Linked DNA regions of Homo sapiens: region 1 is linked to region 2. Evidence: chromatin loops called from intact Hi-C (ENCODE). Cell type or tissue: psoas muscle. All regions are shown on one strand. Links, peaks and the distances in the headings refer to the core of each region. The heading gives the core; the rest is flanking DNA.

Region 1 (3,024 bases), core at 265-2,764, 120 kb before region 2:
AGTGCAATGGCCCGATCTTGGCTCACCGCAACCTCCACCTCCTGAGTTCAAGCAATTCTTTTCCCTCAGCCTCCCGAATAGATGGGATTACAGGCATGAGCCACCATGCCTAGTTTTGTATTTTTAGTAAAGATGGGGTTCCTTCCATGTTGGTCAGGCTGGTCTCAAACTCCCAACCTCAGGTGATCCGCCCGCCTCGGCCTCCCACAGTGCTGGGATTACAGGCGTGAGCCACCGTGCCCGGCCAGAGGTGGGGTTTTGCCATGTTGGCCAGGCTGGTCTCGAACTCCTGACCTCAGATGATCCACCTGCTACGACCTCCCAAAGTGATGGGATTACAGGTGTGAGCCACCATGCCCGGCCTCTTTATGAAACTTAAAGCCATCTTTCGTTATTGTTTCCTTGTCTTGGGCAGGTGGAAGAATCCCCCACCCCTTTTTTAAGGGATGAAGGGAGTTTCAGCTAGTGTCACAGAGTTGCCACTATATTAAATCTCTGCTGCTGAGTACAGATGATAAGGATTGTATTCAAAGTTGCCTGATAGGAGATTGGCAGGGGCAGGGTGAGGGTAGGTATTGACCAGCCCTGGGAATCTCTCTTACTGACAGGCAGGACCTGGGATCACAGGCATCAAGTACACATCTGGTCTGTCCATCTTTCCTCCCTCTATGGGTAACTGAATGTGAAAGGAAAACAAACCAGCGTTTACCCTAGGGAAGCCTTGACGGGTATTTGTGGGTATGTTACTGAGTCTTGTGCTAAAATTAATGACCTTGGGGAATGCGAAAGAAGCAGGCTTAGGATAAAAGAAAGTTCCTGAAAGAGGTGTTGCTTTGGGTAGGATTCCAAGGGACTCAAGACAAAACCCTCAGCTGGGAACGTTGGGGACTAGTTTTTGCCTCTTACAGATATGTGTTGAGACGGATTCTCCGCCGAGCTGTCCGATACGCCCATGAAAAGCTCAATGCCAGCAGGGGCTTCTTTGCTACGTTAGTGGATGTTGTCGTCCAGTCCCTGGTAGGTTTATTTCTCTGCTTACCCTTCTGTGCTAAAGCAGTCCGTTAAGAGGGATGGAGTGGGAGAGGGCATACTGTTAAGCAGCTTTTTGTTGCTGTTTTTTGAGACGGAGTCTCACTCTGTCACCCACGCTGGAGTGCAATAGAGTGATCTTGGCTCACTGCAACCTCTGTCTCCTGGGTTCAAGCGATTCTCCTGTCTCAGCCTTCCGAATAGCTGGGATTACAGGTGCACACCGCCAAGCCTGGCTAATCTTTTCTGTTTTAGTAGAGACAGGGTTTCACCGTGTTGCCCAGGCTGGTCTTGAACTCCTGAGCTCAGGCAATCCACCTGCCTCGGCTTCCCAAAGTGGTAGGATTACAGGCGTGAGCCACTGCACCCAGCTAAGGAGCTTTTTTAAGACGGGGCAGGGAACAGTCTCTGGCTTCATCCAGCCCCTCATCTTGCTTCCCCTTTGTCAGGGAGATGCATTTCCTGAGCTGAAGAAGGACCCAGACATGGTGAAGGACATCATTAATGAAGAAGAGGTGCAGTTTCTCAAGACTCTCAGCAGAGGGCGTCGCATCCTGGACAGGAAAATTCAGAGCCTGGGAGACAGCAAGACCATTCCCGGTAGGTACCAGTTTTTGCCCTTCTCCATCCTGGCCGTTTGATCTTTCTGGGAAAGACAAGCCCTTTCTGACAGACTGACTGTGGGCTCTCATGTCTCTGAGGCTGAACATAGCTTGATTGAATTGCTTTTGGTGCAAACTGGAATTTATAGTAAAATGGTAAAAGTAATGCATCATTGTGGCCAAAGTATTCAAACAATACAGAATACAAAAGTGTTCAGAAAATGAAAATCCTCTTTTCCACACTCATTTCTCAGAGGGAACAACTCTTAATGGTTTGGTGTAGAACTCTTCAGGATTCTTCTCTGTTTGCATGCAAATACATGTAGATATTTGTGTGTGTGTATTTTTCAAGCAAAAGTGGGAATATTTGGTATGTACTGTTTTGCAATTTGGGGAAAATTAATTCCAAAGATTTTCTCCCCAGTTTCCAAAGATTCTTTATTGAAGTATAATGAACAAGGGAAAAGCTTGATGAATTTTCACAAATTGAACACACATTCAGATCAAGAAATAGATTTGTCAGCTGGGTGTGGTGGCTCACACCTGTAATCCTAGCACTTTGGGATGCCGAGGCGGGCGGATCACGAGGTCATGAGTTCAAGACCAGCCTGCCCAACATGGCAAAACCCCGTCTCTACTAAAAATACAAAAAATTAGCTGGGTGTGGTGGCATGCGCCTGTAATCCCAGCTACTTGGGAGGCTGAGACAGGAGAATTGCTTGAACCGGGGAGGCGGAGGTTGCATTGAGCCAAAATCATGCCACTGCACTCCAGCCTGGGCAACAAGAGCGAAACACCATCTCAAAAAGAAAAAGAAAAAGAAATAGATGTGTAAGGCTGGGCACAGTGGCTCACACCTTTAATCCCATCACTTTGGGAGGCTGAGGCAGGCAGATCACCTGAGGTCAGGAATTTGAGACCAGCCTGGCCAACATGGTAAAACCCCATCTCTACTAAAAATGCAAAAATTAGCCATGCATGATGGCGGGCACCCATAATCCCAGCTACTCGGGAGACTGAAGCAGGAGAATCGCTTGAATCCTGGAGCTGGAGAGTGCAATGAGCCGAGATCACACCAGTACACTCCAGCCTGGGCAACAGAGTGAGACTCTCAAAAAAAAAGAAATAGAAAATTGTCCAGGTGAGGTTGTTTTTGTTTTTGAGATGGAGTCTCACTCTGTTGCCCAGGCTGGAGTGCAGTGGTGTGATCTCAGCTCACTGCAAGCTCCGCCTCCCAGGGTCATGCCATTCTCCTGCCTCAGCCTCTCTAGTAGCTGGGACTACAGGTGTCCGCCACCGCGCCTGGCAATTTTTTTATTTATTTTTTTTTATTTTTTATTTTTGAGACAGAGTCTTGCTCTGTCGCCCAGGCTGGAGTGCAGTGGCGCTATCT
Region 2 (2,727 bases), core at 228-2,727:
CCCAGGCTGGAGTGCAGTGGCGTGATCTCGGCTCACTGCAACCTCTGCCTCCTGGGTTCACGCCATTCTCCTGACTATAGGCGCCCGCAACCACACCCGGCTAATTTTTTGTATTTTTAGTAGAGACGGGGTTTCACTGTGTTAGCTAGGATGATCTCGATCTCCTGAACTTGTGATCCGCCCGCCTTGGCCTCCCAAAGTGTTGGGATTACAGGTGTGAGCCACCGTGCCCGGCCTACTTTTTGTATTTTTAGTAGAGACGGGTTTTGCCATGTTGGCCAGGCTGGTCTCGAACTCCTGACCTCAGGTGATCCACCCGCCTCAGCCTCCCAAAGTGCTGGGATTCAGGCGTGAGCCACCATTATTATGTTTTCATTTGAAGATATTTTATCCTATAAAGTTTTCATTCTCAGGGCACTCTTGTCCTCATTTACCTGATGCTAACATCAAGGCCTCAATCTTTTCCCCCTTTTCCTGTCACATCAGTTCTTCTTCCTAGTCTAGTGCAGATTCACTACTCGGGATGCTGAGTGAAAGTGGAGTCTGGGTAAACACAGTACCTTCTCTAATTTCACCCGAGACTCTCGTCCACATTCCAGGGGCGTGGTGAGGTTATTTATATCCTGACCCCAGAAGGCAAAAAACTTCTCAATTCGGAGACTGCGAAGAGCGTAATACCCAGCATTCCGGATTCCGTATTTCTGGCCAACACTCATCACTTCATTGTATACATGCAGGGCGTACTATAGGAAGAGACAGAAAGTTCATAAGCAGCAGACCTTCAGAATTAAGCATGGAGCATGTCTGGAAGCGCTGATGGCTCACACTATTAACATGGACAAGAGAGGAGGCGTATAAAACTCCCAGGATGTCTCATCCTTGACACGCTCAGGGCACAGCCCAGGAGTGATGAGCTGGGGTCACCCCAGCCTGGACTTAAGCTCCATGACAACAGGATCCATGTCTTTTCACCTCTCTAAAATGTCTTGTGTGGTGATTCTAGCTTACAGCAATTCTTAAATAATAATTTATAGAAGCTCTCTCACCATTTGGTAAATGGCCAATCTCATCATCATTTCTAAAACAGCCCACCAACCCTCCATGGTCTTCATCTGATTCTGGCTTTGTTCTTTTGCTCCAATTTCCCAACCACTGTTACTCCCTCACGTACTGGCCCAAGCTGTGAGGCCCAGCTCTCACACGTTACTCGAGACGTGTGCACACATCGGATGACGGCGGGGGAGCCAGGAAGGCAGGGCTCGCCTGCTCATGTCCCACAGCATTCAGGCTCTCAAGCTGCTCTTTTCTTGGTTTCAGAAACATGTACGTTATCAGATCAGTGAACAGAAGGTTTTCCAAACTGAAAGCAAATATTCAATCCCTGTCTGAACATACGCTGTTAAGTTTAAAGTCCAACAAAAATGAGACTACACTGTTTGCTTTTAAAACTGTAAAATGAAATCCAAAGCAAGACGTAGCAAAGAACCAGCTTCAGTGGTACTGCAGTTCTTTATCCTAGCACAGTATGTTTCTATGAACTGCACCACTGTAGCTGAACAGGCATCTACCAAACAGACCACTATGATCAAGACAACTTTATTTACTTATTTATTTTTGAGACAGAGTTTTGCTCTTTTGCCCAGGCTAGAGTGAAGTGGCGCGATCTCGGCTCACTGCCATCTCCACTCCCGGGTTCAAGTGAATCTCCTGCCTCAGCCTCCCGAGTAGCTGGTACTATAGGTGGCTGCCGCCACACCCAGCTAATTTTTGTATTTTTAGTAGAGACGAGGTTTCGCCATGTTGACCAGGCTGCTCTCGAACTCCTGACCTCAGATGATTCACTCACCTTGGCCTCCCAAATTGCTGGGATTACAGACATGAGCCACCGTGCCGGGAAGACAACTTTAAATGTGGAAAAAAGGAATCCAAGCTATTGCATGCAACACTCGCCTGTGGTATGTGTGTAAGGGAAACACCTGAATCAGCCAAGGTGGGTGCAGGAGACCCACAGAATGCGGCAGGACGAGGAGAATACACAGCTGGCATCTCCAGGGAATGTGGTACTCTCCCACCTCAAGCTCAATGCCCGGTCCTTTAGGTAAGAGGATGACCAAGGAAGAACGATGTAACCAGGTGACTAGTGTTGGGCCAGATCCAACTACGTGACTAATGCTGGGAAAATCAAAGAGAAGAGTGGGTCCCCACCATTTACTCAAAGAGTAGTTCCCCACCATTTACTCGTTTTTCTCACAAAATACCAGAGATTTAGTGTGAACAAAACGAGAATCTGCCATCTGCCCCCATGTTTTGGAAGACCTCTTCTCAGAGAGACAAACATAAGCTTCCTGGACAAAAGCCAGCTTATAAAGAACCCAAGCGTGGCACAAATAATCTCTTAGACTCTTGAAAAATCATAAGAATGGGAACAGCCCAGGGAAATCAGAAAGCTGAAACCAAGGCCTCCAAGCAAGGATGAAGCTGCTAGAGCCACAGAGCCTCCCCTTCCTGATGAGGTTTGACCACAAGCACCCAGGTGACAACACCTGAACCACTGGGTGGCACTTCAGAATCAACCTGCCTGCACAGGCCAACCATGGCAGCTGCATCTGTTTAAATTCTTCCCAAGTCTTGAACAATCTCTTCATCTTCATATTGTTGTAATACTTCTGAGTGTGGAAAAGCAGATGAAATTTCATGCGCTGATATTATCTGTGCTTTAATCATTTA

The links. Peaks named below come from ENCODE experiments on the same cell type or tissue, not always from the same donor. Only the 100,000 strongest peaks of a DNase experiment are listed, where the experiment ranks them.
Region 1: it touches region 2 in a loop (2.7-fold over the local background); 28 of 110 quality-filtered maps call a loop at or near these places.

What each region holds. Positions count from the first base shown.
Region 1 is chr16:70,266,264-70,269,287 of GRCh38, reverse strand. It overlaps AARS1 (alanyl-tRNA synthetase 1), which reads left to right. Exons shown (of 21, transcript NM_001605.3): 8 at 909-1,017; 9 at 1,479-1,629. Among named protein-coding and RNA genes, the nearest start is that of EXOSC6, 16 kb to the right of the region's middle. In psoas muscle, for the core only: a CTCF peak has its summit at 1,573 (motif pointing right); no DNase peak of the experiment used is centred there.
Region 2 is chr16:70,151,407-70,154,133 of GRCh38, reverse strand. It overlaps PDPR (pyruvate dehydrogenase phosphatase regulatory subunit), which reads right to left. Exons shown (of 19, transcript NM_017990.5): 18 at 561-743. Among named protein-coding and RNA genes, the nearest start is that of CLEC18C, 21 kb to the left of the region's middle. In psoas muscle, for the core only: no CTCF peak of the experiment used is centred there; a DNase peak (open chromatin) is centred at 1,215.